Regions from separate parts of the Mus musculus genome. Here region 2 is linked to region 1. The links are chromatin loops, found by intact Hi-C in ENCODE. Cell type or tissue: heart. All regions are shown on one strand. Links, peaks and the distances in the headings refer to the core of each region. The heading gives the core; the rest is flanking DNA.

Evidence for each region. Peaks named below come from ENCODE experiments on the same cell type or tissue, not always from the same donor. Only the 100,000 strongest peaks of a DNase experiment are listed, where the experiment ranks them.
Region 2: a loop joins it to region 1, with 6 times the contacts of the local background. A loop is called at or near these places in 5 of 42 quality-filtered maps.

The regions. Positions count from the first base shown.
Region 1 is chr7:144,934,682-144,950,777 of GRCm38, forward strand. It overlaps Ccnd1 (cyclin D1), which reads right to left and starts at 5,150. Exons shown (of 5, transcript NM_007631.3): 1 at 4,815-5,150; 2 at 3,206-3,421; 3 at 2,613-2,772. The coding sequence starts at 5,012. In heart, for the core only: CTCF peaks have their summits at 5,136 (motif pointing left) and 8,791; DNase peaks (open chromatin) are centred at 5,100, 7,000, 7,770, 8,740 and 6 weaker places; H3K4me3 peaks cover 5,736 bases; H3K27ac peaks cover 6,224 bases.
Region 2 is chr7:144,989,280-145,005,375 of GRCm38, forward strand. No RefSeq gene overlaps it. Among named protein-coding and RNA genes, the nearest start is that of Ccnd1, 57 kb to the left of the region's middle. In heart, for the core only: no CTCF peak of the experiment used is centred there; DNase peaks (open chromatin) are centred at 7,802 and 10,662; H3K27ac peaks cover 2,475 bases.

The DNA.
Region 1 (16,096 bases), core at 3,449-11,448:
GGGAGTTAGCCTTCCCGGCTTACTGACCCAGGTTGGGGAAGACATGTGACCCCAGTCCAGGAAAACCCAGTAGGAATAGACTCAGAGGGAGCTGGGAATAGCCACCTCAGATCTCCAGGCCAAGGTCCCTCATGAGGGGCCCTGGAGTCTTAGGGACTCTCATATGTACATGTCCCAACTGGGAAGTAGTGGGGTGTCATTTTAGGACTTCATCTGGGGTCACCAACTCCACACCTCTCAGGTCCACTGGACTCAGCATCCTGCAGTTGTATGTCACACCGATGGAATGCCTCTCCGCATAAACCCACCAAAGATGAGTCTGAAAACTGCTTCCCTGTCACGTCCAACAAAGAAATAGTGACAGGGACAGCTGGTCACTTGGCCTGCGAATCAGGGCTTCCAGGCCAGAGGAGGACACAAGAATGAACAGATGTCAGCTCCCATCAATCATCTTGTGTGTCACCCAGAGCCTGGGATCAAGGAGGCTGGAAGGAATGGGATCAGGAAGGCAGAGAGTTGCTGTAGCGAGGTGGCCCTCTGGGGACCACCCTGAGAGAACATACAGCTTTGGCTGTTAAAGGGATCCAGCAGACAAGCAATACCTCCAGGTGGCACCAAGGACAGTTCATGCTAGTGAGTCCAGTGAACCAAAACCTGGCTATGGAGTCAAGTTCAAATCACAAACAGCCCTTTTACAGGGAGTGAGACTCCAGCCAGCAGGACCAGGAGTCCCCAGCCCCTTCCAGAGCCTGTTTTTCTCCCTCCCACGGGCAGTAGCAAGATCTGTTATGTCCTATAAGGATCCCTAGCTACTAACATCTGTGTCTTCACACTGGTTGCTGATGACATAGGTGTACCCTGGCTCAGTGGCATGTCTGACACCTACATACTTCATTAAGTTCAGTTTCCCACTGTCTGTATCCATCCACATAGCGCTCTGGCCACCTGTGTTAACAACCCCAACCCTAGCTAGCACATTGTTCAACTGCAGTCAGGAATCCAGGTTGGGGGGGCGGTTTGCAGAAGGGAAGTTATGCCTTCCCATCTCCTATAGGGGGAACCCCTGTCACACAGACGACAGATCTCCTGGCCTTGATGTCAGCATCTTTCCATTCACGGTGATGTCACACTGGCCTTTTCCCAAAGTGGTTCCTGTGTGACAAAGGAGCTGGTTGCTCCTACAGAGAAACAAATGCTCCAGACCACAGAACACTGGCCTACCGCAGGTCACCAAGCTGTCCTTTACCCCCACCTGTATTCCAGGGGCACAGACAAAGGCAGTAAGGAGAGCTGGAAGAGCTGAGTCCAGCTGTACCCAGATATAGCGCTTACTGGTTACTCTGCTGGCATCTAGGGGTCCCGGGAGGGGCACACTACTGCCAGAACTATCCTGGGGGAGGTTGTGCCTCTCCATCCCCAAGTTATCTCTGGGAAACTCTGCTGCCTCTCTGAAGGCACTTTCAGCTCCATAAAAGGCTGCCTGGAGCTTCCAAAGGCTCCGCTCTCCTCAGAGAAACCCCAGCCAGCTGCCTCCCTGACTGCCAGCAGGGCCACCCCCACCCCTTAGATCCTTCCAGCCTACTGATGGCCTTGCTACTCCCATCTGCCACCCCCTTGTTTGGTACCCTTGGGGCGGGCTCAGCACTCTCGGCAGGTAGTTGGCAAGCTAGAATTTCCAAATTCTCACACCAGCAGCTTAGAAACACTGGCTATGGGGCTGTCAGACATAAGAAGATGTCACTGAGACAGCGGGGGTGAGGTGGAGGTTGGGGGTGGGGGGAGATACTCTACCGGCCCTTCTGACATCACAGGCCAAACAGCTATAGCAACTGAGGTCTGATCAGGGCCACAGAGGAAGGGGGTCCTCAACAGGTGGGAGAACACCACACCCCCTCAATATTGCTAAGCCTCCTGGGTAGGGTTCTCAGTTAGAGGTGAGGAGCAGCTGTCAGAAGTAGTACTGAAACCACTCAGAAGTAGCAGGGTTGTCTATGTGTGTGGGTTCCTGCATGGCTGTCTACCATGACTTATGTCAGCCTAATCTACCTGGGGTCTGGGGCCAGGGAGGGTCCCTTGGAGGAGTCATAGGGAGGTTCTAGTTTCTCTGTTTCCAGCCAACCCTCCCAGGACTCAGCCAAAAAGTACTGGCCTGCAGTACCCCTGGTGGGGCCTCTAAGTTCCTGCTCTGGGACTGTACTGTATGTAGCTCGTGGGGCTGAGGCTGGACCATTTGTCCCATCCATGTAGGAACCCCTAGCAGGTGGCTCAGCCTGGGAGAAGCTGGTGTGTGTGTGTGTGTGTGCTCTATAGCTCGAGCTCCTTAAGAACAGAGGCAAGGCAGGAAGCCTAGGAAAAGAGGCAAAAACCTCTTCAGAAAGCATGCTGTGGCCGTACCACTTCCTGGCAGTGGAAAGGTTGGCACAGGGAAGCTGTGTCATTCTGTTAGGTCTCCAAGATACTAGCCAAGAGAATGTGCCACCCAGTATCATCTATCTCTCCAACAAACTATCTGCACCCTGGGCTCAGAATAGATAGCAAGGAAAGAGGCCTTAACCCCAGGGGGAGTGGCAAGGAGCCCGCTCTTCCTGGGAAGAATGGGGGTGGAGCCTTACCTGTGGCACAGAGGGCCACAAAGGTCTGTGCATGCTTGCGGATGGTCTGCTTGTTCTCATCCGCCTCTGGCATTTTGGAGAGGAAGTGTTCGATGAAATCGTGGGGAGTCATGGCGGCCAGGTTCCACTTGAGCTTGTTCACCAGAAGCAGTTCCATTTGCTGCAGAGAATGAGGAACACGGTCAAAAGGAAGGCAGGCTGATTCGAGAAGGTCTAAAGAGTTGGGTCAACCCGGGACCCCATACAGGTAAACAACAAAATGTGCCTGTAGAAATACTAAGGGGACAGACTGCGGACAAAAAGAATCTCCCACCGCCAGCGCCGTGGCCTGCACGTCGCTAGGGGGCGCACACCGCCCACATTTCAGAGTGGTTTCACCACAGACATGGTGGGGAGTCCAGTACGGAAAGAGGGCGGGCACAGAGGTAGAATGGGTTGGCATTCTGCTCACTGCCATTTCGGTGTCGTGCGGTGCGGTGCGGGTGCCTTTCGTGGGGCAGGAGATCTGTCCATGGATGGCTGGATCTCCTGCCATTTGCAGCTCCCACCACCCAGCATAAAGAGGGATTGTCGGTGGTGGGTTACGTGGTTACCAGCAGCTCCTCGGGCCGGATAGAGTTGTCAGTGTAGATGCACAACTTCTCGGCAGTCAAGGGAATGGTCTCCTTCATCTTAGAGGCCACGAACATGCAGGTGGCCCCCAGCAGCTGCAGGCGGCTCTTCTTCAAGGGCTCCAGGGACAGGAAGCGGTCCAGGTAGTTCATGGCCAGCGGGAAGACCTCCTCTTCGCACTTCTGCTCCTCACAGACCTGCGGGGATCCGGACCCTGACCGTCAACGTGGGAGGGGGGCGTCGCTCGATACGACCCCATTCCCTTCTCCTAGATTGCACAGAGAGGGATTCCGGTGGCCAACTCCCTGGGATGCGCTCCTGCTCCGAGGGTTCCCAGTGCCCACCCACCCTGAAACTGAAAGGGAAAGTCTTTGGGCAGCTGGCGGGGCCGGTCGAAGCAATGGTGGCCACGGAGACCCCGGTCCCCTGTTGAAATTAGGAAGCCACAAGCCAGAGAACCCCACCGCGGGGCTGGCGGGGCGCCGGGGGCTGGGCGCCGCTCGAGCGCACGCGAGACACAATGGTGGCGTCCCAGGCCGCCGCGCTGCATTTCCCAGACGTCATCTTTTCAAAAAATATTTAAAAATATTTAAAAAATAACTAGGTGCCTAAAAACGACCTGAAAATAACCATCGGACGACCCTTGATCCAAGCCGAGGGTCAGGAGCTCAGTGGACATCGGGGGGTGAGCTCCAGCAACTCAAACTCCGGGGGCCCCCCTTTTGCAGGGTGCGGGCGCTGTTTGCCTCTACAAGGGCATTATGCCTCACTTTAAAAATTATTTTAAAATATTTTGGGACCCCTGAGTCTCCTGCTGAACATCTGAAAATGTGCTTTTGTCCCCCTCCGCCCCCAGTTTGACCTAGACAGGTTCCTCCAAATCCAGAACCGCACGCACAACAGTCAGTCTCATTGACTAGGGGGCCACGCGACCTTGCAGCCTGGCGTTTTCTCTGGGCCAGGCAGCGTGTGCGGGGTACCCAGGTCCGCTGTTTGAACAAAGAATCCCCCACCCCAAATATTCCTCACACTGTCTTATTTAGTGATTCCCGGCCGCCACGAGGCCCCTCGTGCCTGTCCCAGCGCCCCTACTGCCGCTCCCTGCCCTGCCCCCAATTATTAATAAACACTTTTTGCTTTGCAATAAAGGAGCAAAGATGGCGCATAATATTGGCACGAGCGGCCCTTGCATACGTGTCCATGGATATTAATTTAAAAATCAAATTTATGCCCCCTCCCCCCTTGAGCTGGCGAAACGCGCAGGGGCGGCCCCCGCCGAGGCGCTGCAGGAATGGGGCACAAGCGGGGGCCACAGAAGCTCAGCCTGCACCCTCTGTGGTGTCGCTGACACCGTCCTCCCTCGAAGGCACCCCTCCCCGACTGCCCTCCACCAGGAAAAGGAATTCCCATCTTCCCAACTCCCAAACCTTCCTCGTTCAAAAGGACCCAATCTATTTATTTTGTGAATACCGAGTCCTAGCAACGCACCCGGAAAACTCCGTGACGGAAGGGAAGAGAAGGGAGGAAGATGTTGGTGATAGCAACAAGTTGCCAGGGGGTCCCAAGCTAGCAGCCTGTAAAGTCTCTTACCTCCAGCATCCAGGTGGCCACGATTTTCCGCATGGATGGCACAATCTCCTTCTGCACGCACTTGAAGTAAGATACGGAGGGCGCACAGGTCTCCTCCGTCTTGAGCATGGCTCGCAGCACCCGGTCGTTGAGGAGATTGGTGTCAGGGTACGCGCGGCGGATGGTCTCCACTTCGCAGCACAGGAGCTGGTGTTCCATGGCGCGGCCGTCTGGGGAGGGCTGTGGTCTCGGTTGGGCTCCGGTGGCGGCTGCTGACGCGCGCTGCCTCGCGCTGTACTGCCGGTCTCCGGAGCGCGCGGAGTCTGTAGCTCTCTGCTACTGCGCCGACAGCCCTCTGGAGGCTGCAGGACTTTGCAACTTCAACAAAACTCCCCTGTAGTCCGTGTGACGTTACTGTTGTTAAGCAGAGATCAAAGCCGGGCAGAGAAAAGGGGGAGGGGGAGGGCCGAGGCGGGTGCAGGGGGAGGGGGCTCGGGAGCAGTGAGGGGGGGGGGCGGCGGGGGGGGGGCAAGCCCAAACCCTTCCCCCTCAGCCTTCGTAGATATGCAAATCGCTCGGACTGCTTCTCTCCAAACTGGGAAAGAGCGGGGCAAGGGGGAGGGGGGCTTCTTTCCCTAAGAGGGTCCTCCGAGACCTGTGGAGGTGGGGTAGTGGCGGCTCTGGACAGGAGGACAGCTAGGAGGGAGGCCAGGCCACACGCAAGCCAAGGAAGAATGTATGGAAGGGGAGCCTGGGGGTGCAAGGACACCCTGTTCTTAAACCGGGAGAATGGGTGCGTTTCCGAGTACGCCACGAGGCACCCACAGGCGGACCCATTGCTTAGAAATCCCAGCGTCCCTGTCTTCTTTCAATTTCATCAACACGTGTAAAATTCAGGAACTGTGTAACACCCGAAGATGCCAGACGAGCCCTAAGCTCTCGTGCAGGCTCCATCCTGGCGCACTGGGGTGGTTGCAAAGGGCCAGAGGGGTATCTGAACTTTAAAGGATCCCCAGCCTAGCATGCGCTCGCTCAAAAATAAAATAAAACCCCGAAAATTCCAGCAACAGCTCAAGATGGTGGCCATTATTTCATCTATTCCTCCTCGCTGGGGGGGTGGGGTGGGATCTGAGATTTGTCTTCATACAGTGACCGGTTTATCCTGGCCAGGGTCCCCCAGTATCCCCCTCCTCCACTGCAGGCGGTTTGCCCAAGAAAAATAAACCGTTGAAGAAAAGGTTGAGACACGATAGGCTCCTTCCTAATTTATTTTTTAATTAAGAAAAGTAAATCGCTGCAAGTTATTAGTCGCCCTTCCAGGAACCAGACCACCGGAAGCTTCTTGATTGGCTTCGTTGAGGGTGGTGGTGTTTCTCCACCTTTAGAATTGCAGTCTTGAGTTGGGGGAGGGGGGGGGCGGCTGGTGAGAATCAAGATAAACTTGTGAGCCGATAAGGTGATATTTAAAGAGAATCTATAGATGGTCGTGGTTAACTGAATGGACTCCTAAGTTTATAATTTATAGATTCAAATAAAATATTTTTAGAATAAAGCGGTTCCACCACCTTCGTCCATTATTTAGTTCCCTAGTTTTGGAAACGTTTTCACAATACCCGACTTCAAGCTAGGCGAACTATTCACACACATTTCCCACGGAATACTTTCGTGTCCCAGAAGAAACTGGTAAAGGAGCGCACAGCGTCCAGGCGGCACACAAGACGCAAACCCCTCACCTTCCGAGCTCATGCCTTCCGCTCCCCCTCCCCCGACATTGGGGTCCCTAAAGTCCGGACCCTTCGGGACAGTGATTCCACTGTAGCTCCGAAGGTGGTGGGTGGCCCGGGCAGAGTGCCCACGCTTGCTCTGGCCACAGGCCCCGCCAAGCCTGGGAGCCTTAGCCTAAGCACGAGGGCGGCCAGGCTGCCTTTTCATTCATAAAATCCCTACCGGGCGGCAGTAAGCATGATTTATGGGGCTGCGCGCTATCACCCGCGGCTGAGTGCCTGCGAACTGAGCAGGCTAGCCTAGCCAGGGTGCGCCACCAAGGGCAGCGGGGCATAAAGGGGCTCGCCCACCCTGCAGCACGGGCTAGCGACCCGCAGCCACCCCCCACCACCGCCACCGCGGGAAAGACCAGGAAACTGAAATTTGCATGAGCCAATCCGGACTCAGTGCTGTTACTAGGCGGACCGGGCAGATCTCCACGAGGAACTTCGTTGAGCTCTGCGCTCAGGGAGAGGAGCAAAAGTGCAAGTCCGGTTGGCGGGCGTGTAGAGCCGTCCAGGAACCCGTGGGGGAGGCGCAGGAATTTGGGACCCGGCGGGGAGCGCCCTTCCTCCATCCTGGAAACCCTGCTTGTCCGAATCCCGAGCCCAGGAGGTGGGCTGCAATTCAGAGTTCTTTCCGGGACAACTGCTTTAGGAATCTCAGAGAAAGAACTTGGATTTTTATTTTCCAGAGAAATAGTAACTTAAACACAAACACCCACTTTCTTTTGCAATTTTAACTTTACATTGGCTTTAAAAAAATCTCGTGGCAGGAACTGTCCGCTCTGGGCTTAAAGTGTTCTGCGCTTATTTGTCAGTGACCTTTTGGAGACAAAAGGCCACTTGCCCAGCCGAGAGGGAACCACGTTATTTGGAAAGAAAATCTCAAAGTAACTTTAATCCCCTTTCGGATTTCCTGCCTCCTCGAACCCTACCCCTACCCCCACCTGACTGGAGCCAAGGTTCCAAAGAGAGCGGAGATTTAGTCTTGCGTTTGCCACTATCCCTGGCTGTGGGAACTTCATTGAGAGGTGGGAGGGAGCGCGTTCATTGAGGAACCCTCGCGACTAAGCGCGGGGCTCGGGTTAGGGGTGCGGGGCTGGGCGGCAATACTGAGCCTCTGGCTCTAGCCCCTCCTGGAGAAGAGCGGACGCACCTAGGTGGGGTCACCTGCAGCCGCATACCTGGCGGCAACTTGAAAGGACTTGGCTGTTTCTGCTCCAGCTAGCCATTGTTAATTTAGCCTTCAAGTCGCCCAGAGAAAACACTTCCGAATATGGACCCCAAGGTTCCGGAGGCATTACGGCTTCCCTCTCCTCACCCAGAAGGCGTTTTGGGGCGCGCGTGGCAGCCCACGTGCTACACGGCTGCTCCGCCTAGGTTACCCTGAGCGGATTTCAGGCACCCTTCGGCTAAGGTGTGTATGCTCAGCTCATCCCCTGTGCACACCTGGGACCGTCGCATCCTATCTTCCCAAGCGTGCCTTACCAAATAAGTTTCAGTCCCTAATTCCCACCACCCAGAGCGAATAGACGCGCGCCGTGCAATGAGCTCTGGAGCGGCAAGCCTGGCTCCAGGGACCCCCAAGGGTAGAGATGCAATTTGAAGGAGGGATGTCTGCTCGGTCTCCAGCTCTCTGAACGAATCACAGGTGCTCTGAAGAACCCTAGGGTCCTTTTGGGCTTTGGCCCTCGGCCCTTCCCAGACTAAATGGTGGGGAGCGGGCACTCGGGCCAAGGTGAGCCACCCGTGGCCAGGCAGGACCACGTGGCTCAATCGTGGTGAGCGAACCCTCATGCGATCCCAGGGCGCAGCTGCTGGAACTGGGGTCTTTCAGCCCCTGGCACTGGTCCCTCAGCACTCCGAAGGGCGGTCAGGGCGCAGAGCCCTTTGACCTGCTTCCCTGCAAAACCAGGCATCTCCATTCTTAATCCAGATCAGTGGGGGCTTTAGAATGGGGACTAAGCGGGTTCCAGATCTGTGATGGAGCCCAAACAGGGAGGGCAAACCTAGCCCCAGGTTTTGGAAAAGGTTGTCTAGCCTCACGTGCTGAGCCCTCCATGGGGCCCCTGCTCCCTGTGGTGCTTGGTGGCTTGGACGCGCGGGCGGACCCATGGCACTAGCCTCCGCGGTCCCACAAACGCGCGCCCGGAACTCCGGGGTCACGGCTTGGGGAGCGCGCGAGGCCGCACCGCGCATTCCGCGCATTCCCGCCGGCCGGTGTTTCGCCGCCACGTGGTCGTCCTGAGCGCCGCGCTTACCGTAAACCTTGGACGCGACGCGCAGCAGTGGCTCGCGAGAGCCTGAGGACGCTCCCCGCGGTGAACGGTGGTTGAGCCTGCGCTTCAGTAGAGGCACCAAGCCCGCAGTGACTCGCTGGGTAGGAACTGCCCTTCCATGTTTATAAGGAGCACTATACTGTCTTGGCTCCGCTGGAATGTGTACTAAGGTGACTGACTCTCTAAGGAACTGGACTGGTTACTGACTGTGGTAGAAGCCAGAGAGGAACTACAGCCTTTGCTTCTGAAAGTTGAATTTTCATCATTATTTCAAATCAGTGTGGGTCAGGCCACGGATCTCTTGTCAGGAAGCCCATCTGGAAGGTGCTTAGCATACAGAGAATGTCCAAAAACCCACTATAATTATTTCATTTATTTTTGGTTCTTTGAGACAGGGTTTCTCTGTATAGCCCTGCTGGCTGTCTTGGAACTCACTTTGGCTGACCTCGAACTCAGAAATCCTCCTGCCAATGCCTCCCAAGTGCTGGGATTAAAGGCGAGCGCCACCACCACCTGGCCACTATAACTATTTTTAAAACATGAGCAAGGATGAGGTTAGGTAGATGATTTAACAGGTCAGAGTGCTTGCTGATTTTTCCAGAGGACCGGGTTTGATTTCCAGCACCCATACCCGGCAGCCCCCTACTCCGGCTCTAGAGGGATTCTACACATTCTTCTGGACTCTGAGGGAAGCCGCACTCACACATGCACATAGATACAAACACTAATAAACAAACAAGCAAATAAATATAAGTTAAAGGCAAAAATTCAGTCCACGGAGGGATGACACTTCTGACATTAACCAATGGGATGCCTGTCTCTGCCACATCCTGTTCATCAGGGAGCAGTTAAGCACCATAATAGTTTCAATTGTCAACTTGACACAACCTCGATTCATGTTGCTAGAGAGTCTCAAGAAGCCCTATGGGTACGGCTGTGGGTAGTGTCTTGGCTATCTTAGCTGATGTGAGAGGACCCAGTGTGGGAGTGGGTGACACATTCCCTAGGCTTGGGTCTTGGACTGATTAAAGGTGGGAAAAGTAACTAAGCACCTATTTATTTATTATAATTTATTTATTTTTATTTTAAGTACATTGGTGTTTGCCCACGTGTATGTCTATTTGAAGTATGTCTGCGTGAGGGTGTCAGATCCCCTGGAACTGGAGTTACAGACAGTTTTAATCGGCATCCTCTGGAAGAGTAGCCGATGCTCTTAACCCCTGAGCCATCATTCCAGTCCCCACCCCTGGATTCATATCTCACTGCTCTGGGAGGATATGATGTGACCATGTGCTTCAAGTTCCTGCCACACTGCCTTTCATGTAGTAATGGACTGGAAACCTGGAGTTCCGAGCCAGAATAAGCCCTTTCTCCCTAAGCTGCTTTTTTTTTTTTTTCCCCCAATGACATTTTATCACAGCAGAAGAAATGAAGCCAGGACAGGCCTACTGAGACTGTATCATTTATCATCAGAGTCCTGTAAGGGTCAGAGATTTGAGGAGACCTCTTCTGGGCCATCTTTCAACCCCTCCTTTGACAGATGGCCCCTTTGCCAGAAGGGATAGGACAGAAGCTGCTGGTGGGCCTTAGGGGCTCCATGGCTCCTGTGTGCCCCCAGTGTACTTCTAGATCAGGTGAGTTCCAGCCGCAGCCTATCTAAGGAAATCATTCCCTCTCAGGTGGGATGGAGGAGCAGGCCCCCACCTTCCAGCTTACCAGGTGGATGCTGTCATCGCAGGCATTTGACAGGGCAGAAAACCAGTGTGCTGAGGTTAGCAGCTTAACAATCCATAGAGAGCTGGACACAGGCATCTGTAACTCCACCAACTCATTGCTTGAGATACTAGCCCTTGTAAGGCAGAAGCAGGGGGACATACACCCCCCCCCCCAAGAAAGAGCTGATACATACACACAGAGGAAAGAACAGGTACACATATGTGCACACAAGAAAGAACAGGTACACAAACACTCTCTCTCTCACTCTCTCTCTCTCTCTCTCTCTCTCTCTCTCTCTCTCTCTCTCACACACACACACACACACACACACACACAGAGAGAGAGAGAGAGAGAGAGAGAGAGAGAGAGAGAGAGAGAGAGAGAGAGAGAGAGAAAATCCACGTACTACCAGAACTAGATGAGGTAGCACATACCTGTCATTGGCACAGGAGGCCATCCTGCACTGTTTGTGAAAAGGAAAAAGAAAAGTCACTTTAAGGCAAGCCACTTCTTTTCAGGATGCCAGGAAGTTGGAAAACATTTCTGTAACTACAGGAGGCAACGTACAGAGCTGTGCTCTCTGGCATTGGAGAGGCTGTGGGCAAAGATGCCCCCATCTCTGCTGGGCAGTGGGATGATTTCCTCTGCCAGGCCATGGCCAGAAGTAATTCAGGTAATGTGCATAGGACATTTAGCATAGTGCTGGTGGGTGACTGGGGTCTGTTCTGTGCATTCGTTCACGAGTTTGCTGTTAAGCAGAGTGAATTTGAAGGCTGTAATGTACTTCCTGTGGTATGTGGAATTAATTAAATATTTTGGTTTATATTCAGAAAGAGAAATTTTGAAATGACTTCATGATGAATCAAGCCTCCTCGCTTTGTTGACTTCTGAGCTCTTTATGGGTGTGAGATGTAAACCTCAGAAGAAACTTTTAAATTGGGGAAAAGAAAACCTGGCCACATGAACCTTCTCTTGTTCCTCTTCTCCTGTCCTTTTAACTCTTTGTTGTTTGTTTTATGATTTATTTATTTTTTATGTGCATTGCTGTTTTGCCTGCATGTATGTTTGTGTGAACATGACAAATCCCCTGGAATTATGGAACTGAAGTCATGGACAGTTGTGAGCTGCCGTATGGGTGCTGGGAATTGAGCCTAGGTTCTTCTGGATGAACAGCCAGTGCTCTTAACTGCTGAGTCATCTCTCCAGGCCCCTTTTTAACTCTTAAAAGGCAGAGTAGAGTTGATGTACTTACTTCAGTTTTGTTTTTTGAGAGGCTGGCCTTGAACACCTGATTCTGGTTCTCCCACTTTGCAGGTACTGGGATGACAATCTGGTAACAGCATGTCAGCTATTTGTGGTCCTGGAGAATGTGTCTCCAACAAACTTAGGCCTGGGATCTGCCTCCCCAATGCTTCCTCAGGCCTGGGCCCTCACCTCCTGCTTTTAGTGGACCAGCTGAGGCCAAGCCTATAATCTACTCAACAGCAAATTCCCAGACAGGCTTCAAGGTGAGAGAGGAAGAGATTAACTGAGAAAGCAGACTGGGGTGGGTCTCATTGGAGGAGGTGGGTACAAGGCTCTTTTGCAGCTCTTCTTTAAGGCCTGTCCCATGCGAACAGTAACATGGCCTACAGTGGCCGGCATCTTGGACCCTCTTTCTCAGACACTGTGCATGCATGCACAGACACAGGTTAGCACCCCCAACACACACACAGATATGCATAGAGAGACACACACATAAACACACACAGACACACACACACACAAACCCACTACAGCTAGGGTTTTGATTGAGGTTGCATTGAATCTGTCACCCTGGGGAGAAGTGACTCCTTTACAGATGGCATCTATTGCAGATGGGCCAGTGGCTTGTGAATTTGGCAGAGCCTTCTGGTCAGCCTTCTTGCTGTAGTTTGGCTCAGCAATATTCTCTGGTTGTCCAAGGCTTCATTCTCAGGGTGGCTTTATTGGGAGGTGGTAGAACTTCCAAGAGATGGATTCTAGAGCCAGGTGTGGTGGCGCATACTGTGATCCTAGTAGTCAGGGGGCGAAGACAGGAGGATTACAAGTTTGAGAACAGCCTGGGCTGCATAGCATGATTCTATATCAAAAACAAACAAGCAAATGAACAAAACCTACCACCAACAAAACCAAAACAAACCCGAAAACAAACACCCTAGAGACAGAGAACAAACAAACAGCACAGCCTGGCAGTCCTTAGGTTACTGAAGGTGGCCTCAGAGAGGACGATGGGACTACTCTTCCTCTGATTTGCCATGTAGTACAGGGCAGTTCAGTTCTGTTTACTCAGCATTTCGCTCTCATCATCTGCATTAGAGACTCGAAGTAGAATAGAGTCCTGTTCTGGACTAAAATCCCCAAACTGTGAGTTCACATAACCTCTGTTCTTTATAAGTTAATTACCGCAGGTATTTCCTTACAGCAAGGGAAAGTTAACACATCTTCAAAGTCACTGTATGCTTCCTCCATCTTTTGCTAGATTTCTCCCTCCTCTTCCTTCTCTTCCCCCTCTTCTTTCTGGTACAAGGTTTGGTGTACCTGAAACTGGAACTCTTCATTCTACTGTCTCCACATTCTGAATATTGGAATCACAGGGTGAGCCACCATGCCTCATTCACTCAGTTCTGGGGATGGAACCCAAGGCCACATGTGTGCTAGGTGAGCACTGGTCTCAATTTGCAAAAGAGACCCCAGAACTGTCCCATGTCTGAAAAGCAAGGAGAAGCCTGAAAGGCAGGGTCTGGGGTCAGTCATGGCAGCAACAGGGAATAAAAAGTCTAAGTGTTAGTGCTAAATTAGAAGCCGTAGGATCAGAAAGCCAGCATGTTTACGCACGTGCGTGTGCATGTCTATGTACCATGTGTGTGCAGCGCTTGCAGAAGTCAGGAGAGGGTTTTGGATCCCGTGGAACTGAGGTTATAGATGGTTGTCAGCAGCTATTTGAGTGCTTAGAAACAAGCCTAGGTCCTCTGCAAGAGCAACCTGTCCACTTTGGTTTTTTGAGATCGGGGTTCTTATTGGCTGGAGCTCATGAGTTTGCCTAGGCTGGCTGACCAGCATGCCCCAAGGGTTCCTCCTGTCTCCACAGTGATTACTGGCAGCTACCACCACCCACATCTAGCTTGCTATATGTTATTGTTTTCTGAGACAGGGTTTTTCTTTGTAGATTTAGCTGTCCTGGAACTCTGTGTGTAGACCAGACTGGCTTCAAACTCACAGAGATCCACCTCCTCTGCTTCCCCAGTTCGGATATAAAAGGTGAATACTACCATGCCCCCTGCCCCTGCCACTTTTGTCTAAGTCTTTTGAGACAGAGTCACACTGTGTAGTACTGTTTTTTGCCGTTTTGTTGCCCCGATCCCTTTACCATGGAATCCTGACCTGCTGTCCACAGACCTCCTCAGAGGTGCATTTAAAAGAAAATTAGAGAGAGGCCAGGGGACTCTGCAGGGCTGGCAGAGCCCTTGCAGCTCTGTGAGGAGGACACAGCTCTGATCAAGGCCCATGAGGGTTTGTGGGTTGTTCAGCAGAAGGCCTCTCATGGGGTGGGGGTAATTTTGTGGCTTTGGTCTACAATTTAGACTCAAGGGAGCAGGCACAGTTAATGCAATAATCTTGTAAACCTTATCTCTGCCAGCTGCCATCAAAGCAACCAGTGAACTCTCTTTCTGAGACCTCAGTGGCCCTTCTTGGCCAAACTTGGAATTTTACAAGAACATCCATGGGGCCTATTTACTTTGCTTTGAGTTGCAAATGTATACCCCCCTTGAGTCTCTCTCTCTCTCCCCTAAGAGAATGTGTGTGTGTGAAATCTTAGTTTTAATTATGTGGCTGTTTGTGGCTATGTGCATGTGACTATAGCTGCCCATAGAGGCTAGAAGGCAGCACAGGATTCTCTAGGAGCTGGAGATACGAACAGGTGTGAGCCTTCCTGTGTGTCAGCTGGGAACAGAACTTGGGTCCTCTGTAAGAGCAGCAAGCACTCATAACAGCCATCTTTCCAGCCCAGAATCTCATTTTAAAATTATATTTTTATTTATGTATTTTGTGTCTCTGTGTGGTCTCATACACGCCATGGCATGTGCGTGGCGGTCAGAGGAAAACTCATGGAATCAGTTCTCTCCTTATGCCGTGTGGGTTCCAGGGATTGAACTCAGGTCTTCAGCCTTGGCAGCAAGTCCATTTGCCTGCTGAGCCATCTTGCTGGCTCTTAGGTTTCATTTTGCCTGGCCTCATTATTTGCTGTTGTCTGAGTCCTACAACACCAAAGTTTCGATGTCCTGTCCTGAGACCTTGCAAACTTAAATTCTTGAATTTAAAGATTAAGGTTATCCTAGATAGTGTGTTTGTCCCATGGCCAGGAATGTCTTGGTATAAAATAAAACAGGAGCATATGTGACCTGTAGGACTTATTGTTTGGATTGGTAGTGCCATGCCTCGGAGGCTTGGTCCCCACCTGGTGATGCAGTTGCCTGTCGATGATTGTGAGTTGCTGGTGTCATCACTAGGCTCATAATCTGATGGCTTTCCTAAGAGGGGGTGGAAACACCTAGAAGTGGAGGAGGTCATCACTGGAATGTGGTCATGGGGACTACATCTTATCTGAGGCCTCTCTCCTTCTCTTCTTCCTTCTCCTCTTGGGAGAGAGACTGAGGGATGGGGACAGAAGGAGATGGGCTAGGGCACGGTTACTGTCAAAGCTGAGAGTCCCCACTCTTTCAGTACTGCACAGTCCTGAGGGCCTGGGGCTGTCCCTTGTCCTGTGATTCTCGGTAACACATTGGTGTCAACACAATCTTGCAGAGCCTAGTGAAGTCTTCAACAAGGCTATGTCCTAGGACCCTGAGGCCAATAGCTATCAAAACACATTGCATGTGAATGTCCTTCCAGTGTAGGTGTCTGGTCCCCACCCTAAGATTTAATCAAGGTCAGCAGGCTGAGATGGCTTCAGGGACAGAGAAGCAGACCTGAGGGTCCCCCCTTTTCTGGCCTGGCTTCCTCAAGCCTTAATTGTTTCCTTTTTGTGTGTGATTTCTGATCACATCTCAGTACTACATGAGAACAGAGCCCAGTGGGTTTTGCTAACAAAATAGAGATCCAGGTCAATGCTGCCAAGGAAGCAGGTCTCTCCTGACCAGCCACAGGGCTACTCTTCCTTTCAACTGTTAGTTACTGCACCATGTCAGGAAGCCTACAAAAACCAAACCAAAACAAAACAACCCTAGCCCATCTAACTGGAACAGAGAAGGCACCAACGCTAGAGGGGCTTAAGACAATGTTTTTCACTGTTGTTTTAAGATGGGGTCTCACTAAGTGTTCAAGGCTGACCTGGAAGTGGGGATCCTCCTGCCTCAGCTTCTTGACTATTTGGGAGTACCTTATGCATCACCACATCTAAGGTCAATATGTAGGGGGTGGATGCTCCCAGGAGTCAGAGGACACTTACAGGAGACAGTTCTTTCATCTACCAGGTAGGTTCCAGGGATGGAACTCAGAACTTCAGCCTTGGCTGCAGGCACCT
Region 2 (16,096 bases), core at 4,121-12,120, 55 kb after region 1:
AGTCTAAGGGTAATCCATCACAGTGGGAAGGCAGAAAGGCAGGAGGCTGAGGCGGTTGGTCCCTTCCCATCCACAGTCAGGAAGCTGAGAGAGATGAGCATGGGTGCTCGGCTTGCTCTCTCTTTTTTATTCCAGCTGGGATTCTGCCTCATGGCATGGTGCCGGCCACATGGGGTGAGGTGTTTCTACTTCAGTTAACCTAGATTCATCCTCACAGACATGCCCAGTAGTTTCTAGACTCTGTCAGGTTCACAGTACACATTAACTATCACACAGGGTAAGTTCAAACAAGTCCTGGCCCTCGCTAAGCTCAGCAGCAGTCTCAGAAAGACACCTGGGAGCCAGTGATGGGGATGCTGAGAAGGTCAGAGCTGGAGGCAGTGGGTGAAGGTCTCACTGTATGGCACCAAGCCAACTCTGGGGCCAAGAAGAGGACTGGAAAGCAGATCTTGTGGTGTGGGAGTGACTGCTCATCAGTTACCAGAGACAGAAACACTGACTCTGAGTGGCTCTCAGCTGGACAGCCTGAGGTAGATGGTCTACAAGGCTCTGGCTTGAAATCTACCAGCTTTCTTATACTTCTGGCCCCTTTGTGTTGGCACTGTCACTGGGATGAATGGCCTCGTGGAAACAAAGCGACTGCAGGAGTTCCAGGCATTGCATCACACTCCACACAGCTCACCAGCCAGAGAAAGGAGCTCTTAACTGAAGACTTGAACCTCATTGCTGGTTGACCACCATGAGAGATTTTATCATAACTGGCTTCCACCAAATCATAGCTCATCTCTGGAACAAGGGCTGAATGACAGGTCCTCTGTTCTCATAGCAGGCTCCTAGGGTGGACCAGGACTCCTTTGAGGCTCAGGAAGCTGAGGCACAATGAAGCCAGGTGAGTCAGACCAGTTGCCAGGACTCCAGCTGGTCTGGGTATAAGTAGACCTTTGATTCCAAGGAGGCAGTGAGGCATGGAGGGTAGACTAGAATGTTCTAGAATCAGGACTGTGAGTTATGCCAACCATGGAGTCCTTATAGATCATAGGCATCTTCTCATGGGAGATCAACAGGCCTCTATCTGGGGTTGTTGATCCCCCATAATAGAGTAGAGTGGAGTAGACTCTACTATGACTTTTGGAACCCAATTTAAAGAGGGGTGACTATAGCTTGGAAGTCCTTGTGAATAGAGAGACCACTGTGCCTCTCAGACCTTCCCACTGGAGGGACATAGCTGAAGGATGTCCCCAGGATCAACCAACAGAACATTTTGTCCATCAAGTCAGAGAGTGGGGCCTGGGAGGAGAGGCACAGCAGGGAGAACGACTGGCCCAGCTCCCTGCCCAGCCCCACAACAGGGGACTTGGTGACCTGAAGCATGAGGGACAGTCTATCTCAGCCCCATGCTGACTGGGCACCAAGGATCCCAGACAGTGAAGACAGCAGGTACAGAAGAAGTGAACTCCTATGGAAATGAAGTTAGCAAAAGAAAGAGGATTTGAAACAAGCAAACCATATACCATCTCCTAGTTTCATTTCTGTTACTGTGACAAAATACCCTGGAAAAAGCAACTCAAGGCATGAAGGGGCTGTTGCTCACACAATTCTAGGTTACAGTCCCATTATGGAAGTGAAGTCACTGAGGCAGGAGCTTGAGACATCTGGTCACATGATACCTATAGCCAAGAGCTGAAGGAACACCTCCATGTTACCTACTTCCCTCTACCTTCCTCATGCTCTGTACAGTTTGGAACTCTGCCTAAGGAATGGAGCCACCGCAAGTGGGCTAATTTTTCTCATATCAACCAACAGTCAAAATAGTTTCTCATAGAAATGCCTATAGGCCAACTTGATCTAGATAATCCCTCATTGAGATTTTCTTCCCAGATTATTTTAGGTTGTGGCAAATAGGCTTTTAAAACTAACCACGGTGTGTATACAAACACACATGCATACACATGCCTGCAAGCCCACACACACATGCACATGCATTCATATGTGCACACAGATCTATTCTCATGACATCCCAGAGGCATTGTCTGGGTTAATTCTAACAGACAGAGATGAAACCTAGGGCTCCAAGCCACAGTTTACAGTTGAAGGATTTCCCCAGAATCCAGAAGCAAAGGAGCAGAAGACATGGTCACTTGTTTTAGTGCCTCCTACAGAGTGTGCAAGAAGGTTAGATGAACAAACAGAATGCAGGCACAGGGGAGGAAGACCACGGCAGAGTTGAAAATGCAGGGTTGTGATCACACAGGATGTTAGTAATCTTGATGGACGGCTTGATAGGACTGAGATAGCTTAGGATACAGTGGGCATGGACAAGTGGGTACATCTCTTACTGTGTCTGAGGGTTTATCTTCACCCGTGCTGAGTTCTAATCTGACTGCTTTATTAGGAGGTGAGGGCAGATGGCAGAAGCTACTCAGATGTAGATATTGCTTAAGTCTCCTGGGTTTGATCTCTAAACTCCAGTCTTTTAGACGGCCCCAGGGAGTTTACCTGTGAATGATGTCGTATGGTGTTTAGAATGATCAATGCCCACCAAAGGCTCTGACATTTGAATACCTGGTCCCTGGTTGGCAGCTTTTTGGAGAGGCTTGAGAGGTGTGGACTTACAGGAAGAAGTGTGTCACTGGGGGTAGTGTGTCACTAGGGGCAGTGTGTCACTGAGGGAAGTGTGTCACTGGGGGAAGTGTGTCACTAGGGGCAGACTTTGAGGTTTCAGTCAGTCACCATTCCCAGTTCACACTCTCTCTCTACTTTCACTCTCTCTTTCTACTTTCTTCTCACAGTTTGACAAGTGAGCTCAGCTGTTCCATCTGTCATGACTGCCACCTGCTGCCATGCTGTGTCATTATTATGGGCCCCAAACCCTGAAACCATAAGCCCAAGTAAACTCTTCTTTCCATGAGTTGCTTTAGTAGTGGTTTTTGTATAGCAATAGAAAAGCAACTAATTCTGTCAGCTAAGTTTTCTAATTAGTGACAAGTGCAGAGGTTTTCATGGCCATGTATGTGACCCTGGCTCCTTCCCCCAGTAGGTACAAGTGGGTATCCCCTCTCCAGCAGCTGCAGCTGCCAACATGCGGGGGGGGGGCACCTGTAAGGGCTACTTGGATGGCAAGTGATATTTCAGGTTATAAAGTGGAACCCTGTTTGTGTGTGCTGCTGCACTTGGGGATGCTGGGCCAGGCCTAGGAGGCAGTGGCTACATGGACAGCGGGAGAGCCTCTCTGCTGGGTGGGTCATCATGCTTTGGCAGTTCTCGGACCACTCAGATGTAATGGTAGTCTTTCTCATTGGCAGAATGAACTACACTCTGGAAAAGTCCCCGGGTTCCGGTGCTTTCCAAATTCGTAGGGGATTTTGGAATGCACGGGAATCAGGCCCATCTTGGCTCAATACCATGTCCAGCAGCCAGGGTTGAGTGTTCTTTGGGTCAATGGATATGTGTACCAATCTGTACCTCTCTTGCACATAGAGGAAGATCCTGGAGCCCTGGCTTTGCTGGGTGATCAGGAATCCCCTTATTTATTTGGTTGAGGACATGACTCAAGTAGGGCCTAGGGTCTTCCACACCCCTCAAATCTAATGCATGCACCTAATGCTTATAACTATACACTCCTCCTTGCCTGTGTGTATCTTTGTATGTATGTTTATACCTGTGCATGCATAGTCAGAGGTCAGTCTCGGGTGTCTTCCTCATTTTCTGAGACCAGGTCTCTCTCGGATCCTAGGTCTCACCTATTCAGTTTGACTCTCTGCACAGTGAGCCCCAGGAACCCACTTACCTCCGACTCCCCAGCAATGGGATAGCAGGTGCACATTGCTCTGCCTGCCTTTCATGTGGGTGTTGGGCATCCAAATTCGGGACCTCATGCTTGTGTAGGAATCAATTACCAACTAAGCCCCTCCCCAGCTCAATGCCCTCCTTCTCCATCCATTTCCTCTTGCTTATCTTTATTCTTTCAGTCACCCTTTCACTCACTACTCAAGGGCTCACAGTGTGCATGCTGCTCTTCTGGCTAGGGCGTGTGGGATTTCTAGGTTTTGATGAAGGTGTGACTCAGAGGCGAGGGGAACCATAGGCTGCTGCCCAGATGGAACAGAGTGGGCCTGGGCCTCCTCTAGCTATGTCTGCATTAGTACCACCTAGATGGCATCTTGGGACTGAGACTCCAAGCCTGCATGGGGAGTTTCATTTGGCCTGGGGCCTCAATTGCCTCTGCCCAGTCAAAGCAGCCTGCCTGTTATGAAGCTGTTCCAACCTCATTGTTCTGTGGGGAAAGATGGCTGCCCCATGGTCTCCCTTCTGGGACAGTTGCTATCTAGAGGCAGGGTCTAGCCTCTGGAGTTGGGATCCTCGTCATCTATGGGATGGCCCTCCTCTGAAGCTCTGCCCCGCAGTCTGGTTGGCTGGCACTGTTCTACAGTGTGTAGTGGGGCCTGCACAATAGCTTCCCTCTCTCGTTGCCAGCCTGGCCTGTGAACAGGGCTCTGTTGATGCCTGGCTGCTCTCACTCCCAAAGAATTCAAAAAATGGTCCCATGTGTGAATGTGCATCCTGAGACTGTTGGGCAACTGCCTAGAGTGGGGTCTTGGAAGGCAGAGAGTGCCACCGCTGGTCACTGGGCTGTCACATTCATAGGAATCTGGACTGGGCTTGATGATGGTGGTGGCAAGAGTCAAGGGGATGTGAAGAAAACTCAGGCCATTAGCTCCCTGATGGCTGCCTGACATCATGATTGGTTGGACAGAGATGCTACCCTACCAGGCCAAGTAGATCGTCTCCCTAAGCCTCACTATGGAAGCAGAGTCAGGAGGGCTCCTGTACAGCACATTTTATTTTTTTTCAAAGATCTTGGCCTCAGCTTGGCCAGGGCCACTGAGCTGCACAGGAAGGTCCCTCTGCTTCCCAACCTTTGCATGTACATGCTGCTATGGTAAAGTCAAAGCTTGAGCATTTAGAGCTATAGGACTGTCCTGGGCTCCGGACAGTGTGTGGGCATGTTTCAGCTTTTGCCATCCAGAGCTATCAATAGTCCTGTCATGTACCCCAGGGAATGATAGTCACCCAGTATGAAGTGCTGTGTCCTGGGAGCCCAGAGAGGTTGCACAATGCCCTGCCACAGGTATAATGCAAGGCCCACATATTATATCCTGTTGGTTGGATTAGTGTCAATGAGCAAGGACCACAGTGACTCATGCTCGGCTGGGTGGCTCTTCCTGTGCCGGTTCTGGGATGCTGAATTGCCCCAGGCTCAGTAAGAACTCCTGAGCACTGTGCAGAGAGCCATACAGGGGCGACCTCAGGCTGAGTCTCATAGGCCTCTCTCTATAAAACCCTGGTCCAGGGCTTTGTGCTGGATCCTGACACAGAGGGGACTGATGATGGCAGATCCTGGTGTCCAGCCGAGGCCACACATGAGGGACAGACAGAAACACCAGACAAATGCAAGTCACCTGCTGTTCTCTGCCATCTTCCCAAGACCAAGGGACTCTGACTGCAGAGTGTAATGTCCTGTGGAGCTCAGGAAGTTTGTCACACATAGGACTCCATCAGAGAGAATGCAAGCCCAGGTGGCTGCCACTCAGATGGGCCCAAGCCATCTGGCACAGATAGAGCCAGAACCGAGTGCCCCCTCCTAGCGTTAGGGGTATGTAGAACTCTTACTATGAAGCTCTCTGAAGTGGCAAGTGGCCTGAAGGGACCCAGGAACTGTAGGAAATATTTTCACAAGTATCTGCAGAGAAAGGCCCTCAGACCTGATACTGAGCCACTGTTGGTGGGCTGAGGGTCCTTCCCCTCTTCAATTAGGGTTGACTACTTTCCCTTTATTGGTCCTATTCTACTTCATATTTCCATGCCCACATTTAGCCTGTCAGCGTTCAGATGATGCTAGCTGGTGTCCTGTAATTTTGACCTTTAGGACTCTAGGGTACCTGTCTGATGGGGAGCTAGCTTGAGGCAGTCTCCAGTGTTACCATGACTACAGGCCGATGGCAAGCCACTCTTTGGCTGCAGATGGGAATTGGTTCCATTGGTTTCCTTAGCCAGCCATAGAAGCCTGAGGTAGCTGTAGTCCTCCTCAGAGCTGCAGATCCACCTAGAAGAGATGATCCCCGGTTGGCATCCCAGAGGCAGGGAGGGCTTTGAGCTGACACTTGGCAGCACTGTATGGGCTCTCAGCTGGCATCACACCCCGTGGCTGAGAGTTCACACTCTCATCCAAACCCTGCACAGCCTTCAGTTTGAAGTTGTGTTGTCCCAATTCTGAATTGACAAATAAAGTGCCTCCCGTCCACACAGTCCATCTGGGAGGAAATCAGGACTAGTACCCAGGTGGGGGGACTTGAGACCATCTCTACCTTACCATCATTCTCGAATGTCCCCTTGCTGACCCGCCTTCCCTCCAGACATGCCTGCAACTATGGACAGCCACAATGTTGGCTTGTTCAACATGTCTCAAAGTTTCTGGCCATAGCACCTTGCAGGTGGGCTTGTTTAAGTTCAGTGACTCTCACTGAACCTCTATGTTTAGAAGTAGATGCCTGCCACCAGCCATTACTAACAAGAGTCACGGACTATCTATCAGGACTAAGATTCAAACTCTTGGGAGTGGAGGGGATGCTTAGACCTAAAGATAAGAAGGAGGGGGATTCTTCATGGGAATGACCCCATCTCAAGGAGGTGGAAAGGAACAGAGGGTTCTGGAGCCTGCTATGCCGGAAGCCTCCGTGAGAGGTGTATCCTCTAGGCCCTAGGCAATTTGAGCCGGCTCTGACACTTGAAGCCAGATCCTAGTAGTGTCTGGATTTTCCTCTACCTCCGTCCCCCAATGCCCCCTCCTCCACAGAGGCACTTACACACTGGTGCTGGCAAGGAGGACAAAGATGCCAAGCCTGGGGCTTGAGCTCACATCCTTCCTGCCTCGGTTTCCTCTGTTAACTGATGGGCCCTGAGGTCAGCAGGAGCCATCTTCTCTCCTGCTGCAAATATGTTTGGGTTCTCTGGAGACCCAGGGATGCCTGGTGGTGGCACAGTACATGGCTCGCTGGCATTGCAAGCACTAACCTTGTAAGATAGGCAGAGACACCCTGGTGGGTGGCAAAGGTCCCAGCCAGTTTCACAGGGAACAAGACTGTGGTGTTTACCCCCTAAGCACCCCCCTTTCCGTGTGTGTGTATGTGTGTGTGACTCTGAGGGTCCAGCAGGCATGGTAGAGTGAGCATACTGCTCACTTCCTTAGTCTGGGCTATGTGGGGCAGGCCTGTGTAGGGTCATGGCTTCCAGCATCTGTGGCCATTAGGATCTTTGGCTACGCTCCACAGACATAACACAGGCCAGGTCACCCTTCTTCATGCTAGCAGAGGTGGCAGCATTCTGTGTTCTGTGCTGGAGGAGGGGATCCCAGGTGCTCCCCAGGTGCTCCCCAGGTGACATAATCTCAGCAGACAATGGTGCCTTCTATTACCTGGCTCTTTTGCAGCGCAAAACATAGGGTAGTTGCCCCTCAGTCACCTCCTGTGAAGGTTTATCTCTGAATACACTTCACTTGCTGCTGGTCCCTGGGACACTCTGTCAGGGTTGTCCTATGTCCCTGCAAGCTGAGGGCCCCTGTCCAAGTGGGGCTGGCTGCCTGTTCTCCAGAGCTTAGGAAAGCTGAATAGCTGCTCTCCATCTTCCTGTGTATCTGACTGGTCTGGGGTTGGGCCCCTCTTGAGCAAAACAGCCAGCCTCCAAGGGACAGGGAGGATGGGGAAGGAGGGGAAGCTGCCACACCTCACAGGCTACTTGATGAGGCTGCCGGATGGAGTCTGCGTGGGGACAATCTGAGGATAACAATGGAGGAAGGGAAGGATCTTTCCAGCGCTTCCTGTTTGCTTGTCTGACCAGATGAGCTCTGATAAGCATCCCCCACCCCCAACCTGTCCCCAGTGGCCATGAGGCCACCCACATTATGCCAGGTGGCTCTGGCTCTAAGCTGACCTGGGCAAGTGCCTGTTTCTTCCAGGCAGCAGTGAGATGAGATGGCCAAACCAGTGGATGAGGAGGTGGCTGAGGACAGCTGCCCTTTTGGGTGCTCTGGGGTGCAGAGGTGCAGAGACAGGATGGCAGGCATTATTCCCTCCTTGTTACCTCTTCCTAGGCTGCTGCATTCTCTCAGGATGCATTCTGTGAGGGCCATATAATACAGGGACCAAAGGGGTTCTCCTTGAAAGATACAGTATAAGCCAAAACTAGGGTCAGGGAAGGGGGAGGTCCTCAGTATTCTCCCTAAAGAAGGCCTTCTTGTCATATGTTGTCTGTTTGAACTTGGCAGTGAGGTTTGAAAGGATTCCTAAGGCATCCCAGGTCCCCTCTGCTTCATGGCCACATGGCTCATTTCTAGGGTACCATACCCACTCCTGGACCTCAAGCTGCCTCCAGAACCCCAAAGAAACCAGTGTTTCTTGACTGTCCTAAGCAAGTCTGGGACAGTATTAGCCATTATCACCAGGACCTGGCGACAAGCCAGGTGTCCTCCAGTGGAGTGTGTGCGTGTGTTGACTCCAGCACATCTGACAGTAGAGTCTGATTCAGTGTGAAAAGGGAACCTTTCTGTCCAGCTAAGAAGACAAAGAAGGACCTAAGACATAGACTGGGAAAAGGGGAAAGCCCATGGCACATAGACCCTCTGATGTTCTGGGCACTATGAGCCCTTACAGGAAAGAAGAGGGTGGTACGTGCCTTGGAGTGATGGGAAGGGAAGGGCAGATGGACAGTGCACACAGGAATTCAGTGTGGTGGAGGATTTGGAACCAAGGTCACAGATTTGGTGAAATATTAGAAAGAGCATGTGTAGACCAACCTGTGGAGGCATGCCTTATCATGCCAGCATGCAGGAAGCTGAGGCCAGAGCATCGGGAGTTCAAGGCCAGCTTAGGCTACAGAGAGAGAGACACCCACCCTGTCTCGCTCATAGATGTGGAGGTTAGATGTCTACCCAGGTCTCTGCACTGAGGTCAAACTGTAGTTGGCCCATTTCCCCCTATAGGTGTCAGGGGAGGATCTGGCACCTTACATCTGTCTTTTAATCTTTGATGGTTGAGGGAGCCATCTTCCCAGCCTCTCCATCAGGTTCCTTCTCCCTTACCTCTTGGGCCTTCTCCCTGGACCTGCTCTTGGGCCTTTGCCCCTGCATCCCCTCCTCTGGGTTGTTTTTTTCCCTGTGACTGCTGGTGCTCCCAGAGGTCAAGGTTGGGGGTTCCACTGTCTTCATGTCCCAGGTGGCTGCTCCACAGGACATTCTTATAGGGTATAGGGCAGGGAGAAGTAGCTTTCAGGTGACTATGTACAGAGAGGAGGGAGAGTGAATCCCAGGGCTGCACCGTAGCTCAGCTGGTAAACACTTGCTATGAGAACATGAGTTCAATCCACAGCACCTATGTAAAAATCTGGGTGTGGTGGCACCTGAGTGTAACTCCAGGACTGGGAACAGAGACAGGATCTATGGGGCTCACTGGCCAGCCAAGCTGAATGGGTGCACTCCGAGCTCAGTGAAAGACCATCTCAGAAACTAAGATAAAGGGCTGGAGAGATGACTCAGTGGTTAAGAGCATTTGCTGCTCTTGCAGAGAGGACGCAGGCTCAGTTTTCAGCACCCACATGATGGCTCACAAACACCTGTAACTCTAGCTCCAAGATACCTGATTCCCTCTTCTGGCCTCTGAGGGCATCCACACTCATGTGCACACACCCACACCCATAATACACATTAAAAAAACTAAACAAAACAAAGTAGGAGGCTGGAGGATTTAGTCAGTGAACTGTCTGCCACTTAAGGATCTGAGTCTGGTCCCCAGGACTCACATTTAAAAGACACTGATTACAGCAGCCTATATCCCAGTTCTGTAGGGATGAGCAGCCAGGGACAGGAATTTCTCTGAAGCTCCCTGGCTGGCCAGTTGAATCAGTGAGCTCTGGGCTGAGTGAGAGAAACTTTCAAAAAAGGACAGGGGCTGGCAAGATGGCTTAGTGGGTAAAGAAAGGAGCTTGCTACAAAAGCCACCTGACCCAAGTTTAATCCCTGCGATGTATGTAAAGGGGAAGGAGAGAACCAACCCCTAAAGTTGTTCTCTGACCGCCACATGTACAGCATGCAATTCAGGACTCACCTCTGTTCTCCACCAACAATAAATAATACAGATTACAAAGATGATTTATTACATGCACTTAGATGCTATAATCTGGGTAGCCCAACAATTTCTATCTCATGCCAGCCTGGCTCCTTCCTTCTCTCCCTGGACCTTGGACTGAATCCTTAGCCCTCTAATGGAATGGCCAATCTGTAGACCAAACTCCAGGTGCTTTTCTGACCCAATCTGGGACAACCTCTTTTGGGATGGGAGATCTGCAGCCCAAAGCCCTCACTGGGATACCTAAGTATGGCACCCTGATTCCAGGGGGATCATTACAGGCCGTACTGTAACTAGTCCCTCCTGCCTGTAAGGGCACCATTGTCTTTCCCCAAAGGATTCACGGGCCCCTGACTATGTCCCTGGAGTCAGCCCAATAGTGATTTTTGGATTTTGCAAGTCAGGCTGGCCCTGTCCAGGCCTCAGAGTAGCCCTGGCATGAGGACTCTTCTGGTTCTTGAGTGAGTGCTCACTGTTGGGTGCTGGGAACTCTGGCAGCCTGTGGAGGAGCATGTTCCCACTGGCCGAAGCTATTCTTAACAAGCCTCTGGGCTCCACAGCTAAAAATACCCGTGGCCTGTGGGAAAGCTCCCCCAAGCTGGGTGTTTTTTTTTTCCTTTCAACATTCATAAGCCTGTTCCTGTGGCCACTGGGGCATGGAAGGTGCCATGTCATTGTCTCATTCCCTAGAATTAAGGTCCAGAGGCCCTGGCTTGTCAAGGGGTCTGCCTTCAGAGAGTTTGGAAGAACCAGGGGGTCTTCAAGCCTTTCATCTGTGTTCTTGAAAAATGATTTCTGAAAGGTGATTGAAGCACCTTTGAGATCCTGAGCATGGTCTATGATAGGGGACCTTGGGCACAGAGTCCCTAGTTGAGTCTCTTCTGATCCTAGGTGACACTTGGTGACTACAGACAGGCCAAAGTTCTAAGTTCGTTTCTAGGACCATGCCCACAGGTGTCCACGATCCTCTTGCTTCAAGTCATATTGTCTCCTATAGTTGGCCACGTTCAGTTGCCCACCTAGCTGTGGCCTCAGGGCTCTAATGCCACCACCAAGTGTGAGAACCTGAAGCCCATGGAAGGCAGGGCTGTGCCGAGCCAGTGTGCAGAACCCCCACCCCCACCCCCAACCCCCACCCTGCTCCCTGCTCCTGCTGCCTCCATGGCAGCATCTGGGAGTGCTGGCTTCTCATGCCCATGTCTGTGCTAGGGTCCCTGCATCTCACTGGTGATTGGGTGGGCCCTGCATTCTCAGAGAGGTTACTGCTCCTGTGGGCCTGAGGACTGAGGACCACAGCCCTTGTGTGTGTGTGGTGGCCCTCTATGGTGCTCCTTTTGCTGTGCATCCCCACCTCAAGACCTGTGATGTCTGAGCTTGGTGACAACCTCCACAGGAGGCACAAAGAGCCACTGTGTGGGCCACCTGCTGCCTCTTTAGCAGCCTCTATCCACATGGCCCAGAAGCTCTCCAGGACCTTCCCCAGAGGAAAGCTCTTTCTCTGTGCCCTCTTGTTGTCCTGGGAGAGGCTGAGGGTGTGATCCCCACCTCAAGGAGCCTCTGGGGGTGAGGGGTGTGTGGTGGCTTGAGGTGGCCCTGGCCAGCTTCCCAGCCCAGACTGCCATACCCCAGAGAGCCATTAGGAATCTTGGCCAACCCCATCCCTACAACCCATGGCTGCTGCTGAGTAATGATTTCTAAGGCTTGAGATGTGCCAAGCCCTGCCCCGAGAACCCGCTCAGTCCTTGGCAGACCATCCAGGAGGGAGGTCTCTGTGGTATTAGAATGCTTCTGATGTGGGTGACAGACAAGTGGCATAGGAGCCTTAGTCATTAGACCCATGAAGTAGGAACTGACTTCTGCACCATGCCTCAGTTTCCTCCTCTGCAGAGCAGCAGTTTCTAAGCCATAGGCTCTCTGTCTTGATCCTCATAGAGATTTTTAAGGATAAGGGATATAGAGGCAGTGCTGGCTACCAGGCTGTCACAGCAGGATAGGGACGGGATCCTGAGCTTCCCACAGGGTGCAAGACCTCTGGCAAGATGCCCAAACGACCTGTCTTCTCCTGGACCATGGCAGGTCCCTGGGGGCTTCTGGAAATGTCCCACTTGAGAAATCAGCCATGGCCCTGTGACACACTTGATGGGTGCCAGGGCCTTGAAGATTCTGATGTACAGTATACTATGTAACCTCTTCTCAGGTTCTAGACTTGAGATTGAGCCTGGTGCTCTTGCATGGGCTTGTGGATTCACTTCCTGCTTCATGGGTAAGGAGGAAGGTATAAAGAGTGTATGTGTGTGTGTGGGGGGCAGGGTTTCAGCCTGTCTGATATCCTCAGGCCCAAGAGCAGCTTTCTCCAGGCCCTCCATAGGCTCCTTATCTATCCTGTGTCTGCCCACGGTCCTGCTGGTTGCAGCTGGCTCCTAGGGGCTCCCTCCCCTCTGCTCTGAGCTTCCCTTCCTGCCCTTTCCTCTTCCCTGCCAGCTCCAAGCACCCCACCCAAGCCTTGGGGACTCACTGGGCTTCTAGCATGCTTCAAATGTTTTCATTTAGGGGATGCCCGAAAATACCCAGCCCAAGGGCGGGAGGCAACAGCCACCATTAGGGCCCCTGGGAATAAACTTGAAAACCCAGGCAGGGTGGGTCTGGGAGGGGTCTGGATTGAAACACTAGCAGAACAGGGGGATATTGGGGAAAGGACCCCCCAAGGAGACTGGCCAGAGGAAGGGCAGGGGTGGGGCTTCAGGCCAGGAGGAGACCTCAGGAATGTGGCAGCTCATGGTGACTGACAATCACATCTTCCTGCCTGCTTCTGGTTAGGGCCTAGGCAGTCCCCAGCCCTGCCATGGAATGGAGTTTCTCATCTGTATTAGTTGGGAACAGAACTGATAGAATGCATGTACACACACACACACACACACACACACACACACACACACACACACACACACAGAGGGATTCATCAGAGTGGCTTACAGGCTGTGTAGTCTGAGTAGCCCAACAGAGCCTGTCTCCTAAAGGAAAGACCAAAGATATGACAGTCGTTCAGTCTATGGATGACTGCTAAGTCACAGAATGTCTCAGTATTTGTGGGAAGCCACATGTGCCGTTGCAGAGTGGCGCTGACTACTGCTGGCCACCACGCATACGTTTGGACAAACAACCAATGTGTACATATGCAGTAAAGTTTTTTGCAAAGACACTGCCTGGCCCGGGCATGATAATGAGGCTTTGAGAGTATAACCAATCAGATGTGAGACATGCAAATGAGGTATGATAATGAGGCTCTGTGAGGTACAGTGAGAGAGAGAGAGAGAGAGAGAGAGAGAGAGAGAGAGAGAGTAGCCAATCAGATGAGGAACATGCAAATGAGGCTTAGTGCATAACCAATTCGGGTGTGAGACACGCCTCTCCTAGGCCTATATAAGCAGCACCAGTTCTGGGCTCGGGGTCTCTTCGCCTCTGCAATCAAGCTCTCCCAATAAACTGTTGCAGCGTTATTGCTGGCCAGTCTGGCGTGCGCAAGAAGTATTCCCATCTGGTGCTGGAGTCCCAGAGAGGTTCTAGAGAGCTGTCAGTTTTCAGTCCTCGCTGGGATCCAGTAGAGGTAGGTTCCATCACCAGCAAAAGATTATCTCAGCAACAAGAGAGTCAACTATCAAGAAAAATTTCTTACAGGTATGCCCAGCTTTTGGATTTTTGTTAATTCCAGATGTCCAGTCGGCAACCAAGACAAGCCATCATAGCATCTTCCCCAGGGGCCCCGGCTGGGAGCCACCTTATCCTTATCCCCAAGACCTCCCCTGTCTCCTCATCTCCTCCCCAGCCCTATCCATCTCTGTCTCCATGCAGGTAAAACCTCTCTCCTTGCAGAGCAAGGAAGTGTGTGTGTTGGGGGAGGGCCTCCCAAACTTGCACACTAGGCCCCCTCCTGCAGCTGCCCAGGGTACTCCTCAGCCATAGATTTCTCAACAGAAAGCTTTAGGTCATCCTGACATAGGGGTGTGTCTCCATTGGTAATGTTTGATTAGCATGGATGAAGCTCTGGCTTTGATCCTTGGTGTTGCACAAAGCAGATAGGGTGGCACACGTATGTGTAGCCACAGAGCTGAGGAGGTGAAGGCAGGAGGCTCCTAAGGTCAAGGTCATCTTTGGCTACATAGTGAATTTGAGACCCTGTCACATACAAACAACAACATCAAACCCCCAAAGTACTGGGCATCTCTGGGCTTCACTTTTTCTGTCTGTTATGTAGGATGGTCACTAACACCCTGCCTGTTTGTGTAGCTAAAAGATGGGCTCCAGAGGAGAGGTCCGGTACGTGGTCCCTCAGAAGTGTCACCTGGTTGTATGTGGTCCTAGGGCCTCTGCAGAAGATGTGTCACTTCCCATCTGTCTGGGACCCCCGATGCAGACACAGCTGAGGTCATGGGCAAAGGCTAATAAAGTAGGGCACTAGCCTCTCCCTTCTCTGCTGGGTGGTCTTGGGGAATCAGAGTGGCAGCGGATAGCTCACAGTCATGTCTCAGGTGTCTTGCTTCTCCCTGGCCTTGGAGTTTGACTCTGACTGGCAGATGAGTCTGTAGTGTGGTCAAGCCTCAGGTACTGGTCAATCTGTGCATAGTCATAGCCAACCTGTGGAGCAACAGGGCCTCTCTGTTTCACCTTCTGTGCACTGGGCAGTATACTTGTGTGTGGATCAAGTGAAGATTAGTGTGGGAAAAGCCTGCTTTTAGGACCTGCACTTGGAACTCCAGACTCAGGTCAGGTCAAGATGCATGAGTGTCTGTCTGTCTGTCTGTCTGTCTGTCTGTCTGTCTGTCTCTCTCTCTCTCTCTCTCTCTCTCTCTGTGTGTGTGTGTGTGTGTGTGTGTGTGTGTGTGTGTGTGTGTGTGTGTTAGATTTGAATGTAACCTCTTTTCCCTGCAAGCCATTGGCCTGCCAAGGAGATGAGACCCAGATTCAGCTGTAAGTCCCACCTTGTATACCAAATTCTCCACTCATAGAATGAAGGAGCAAACTGGAGCTCTGGAACCCCAGGGGCCTCTGGGAAGAAGTGGCCTGCAGCTGACAGAAGGGCTCCTCCAGCAGTCAGAGGAGAGACAGAATTTAGGGACCAGGGTACCTGGCTGCCTCTCTCCTCCAGCCCTGCTGAGCTTCTGTGGGGAGTCATCAAGGCCTCTCTTCTCTCTAGAGGGTTTTGGGCCTTTCCTATTGCCCAAAACACCCCCACTGCATCTCAGAGCTTCCCAGGAGCTGCTCCACAGAAAAAGCCTTTTATTTTATCATTGAAAAGGGGTCTTGCCTAGCCCAGGCTAACCTCAAACTCTCTATGTAGTTGAGGATGACCTTAAGCTCCTGATCCTCCTGCCTCATGCTCACAGAAGTGACAGGGTGATTGTAGGTATGTACTACCACACCTGACTCATTTTGTGGCTTTTGGGGGACATAGGGTCTTACTTTGTAGCTCATGTTGGCCTGAAATAGCCAATGTGGACCAGGCTGGCCTCAGACTTGTAGCTTTCTTCCTGTCTCTGTCTCCTGAGTACTGAGATGACAGGCGTGTGCCGCCATGCCTGGCTAGTAGGGTTTATGAAAATGTCTATAGTCAGTATCTTGGGAGGTAGGTAACAAGTCAGACTTCAGTTGGAGCGATTGTCGGACTACTCTTCTACCTAATAATCTGTGACTACATCACCTGATCCACTCATTTATCCAGCAAGAAAACGTTGGAGGTAGACAAGGAGGTGTTGGTGGCAGGGTACTTAGAAATTGGACTCCCCCACACTCATGCAGCTATTAATGGGCCTTGGACAAATTTCTTCCTTACTTAGGCCTCTAGGCCCATGTCTTCGGATACCAGGGAGAAGCCCTGACTCTTGGAGGCCAGGGCAGCCTGGTGGGGAGGTCGACTTCAGGCCTAC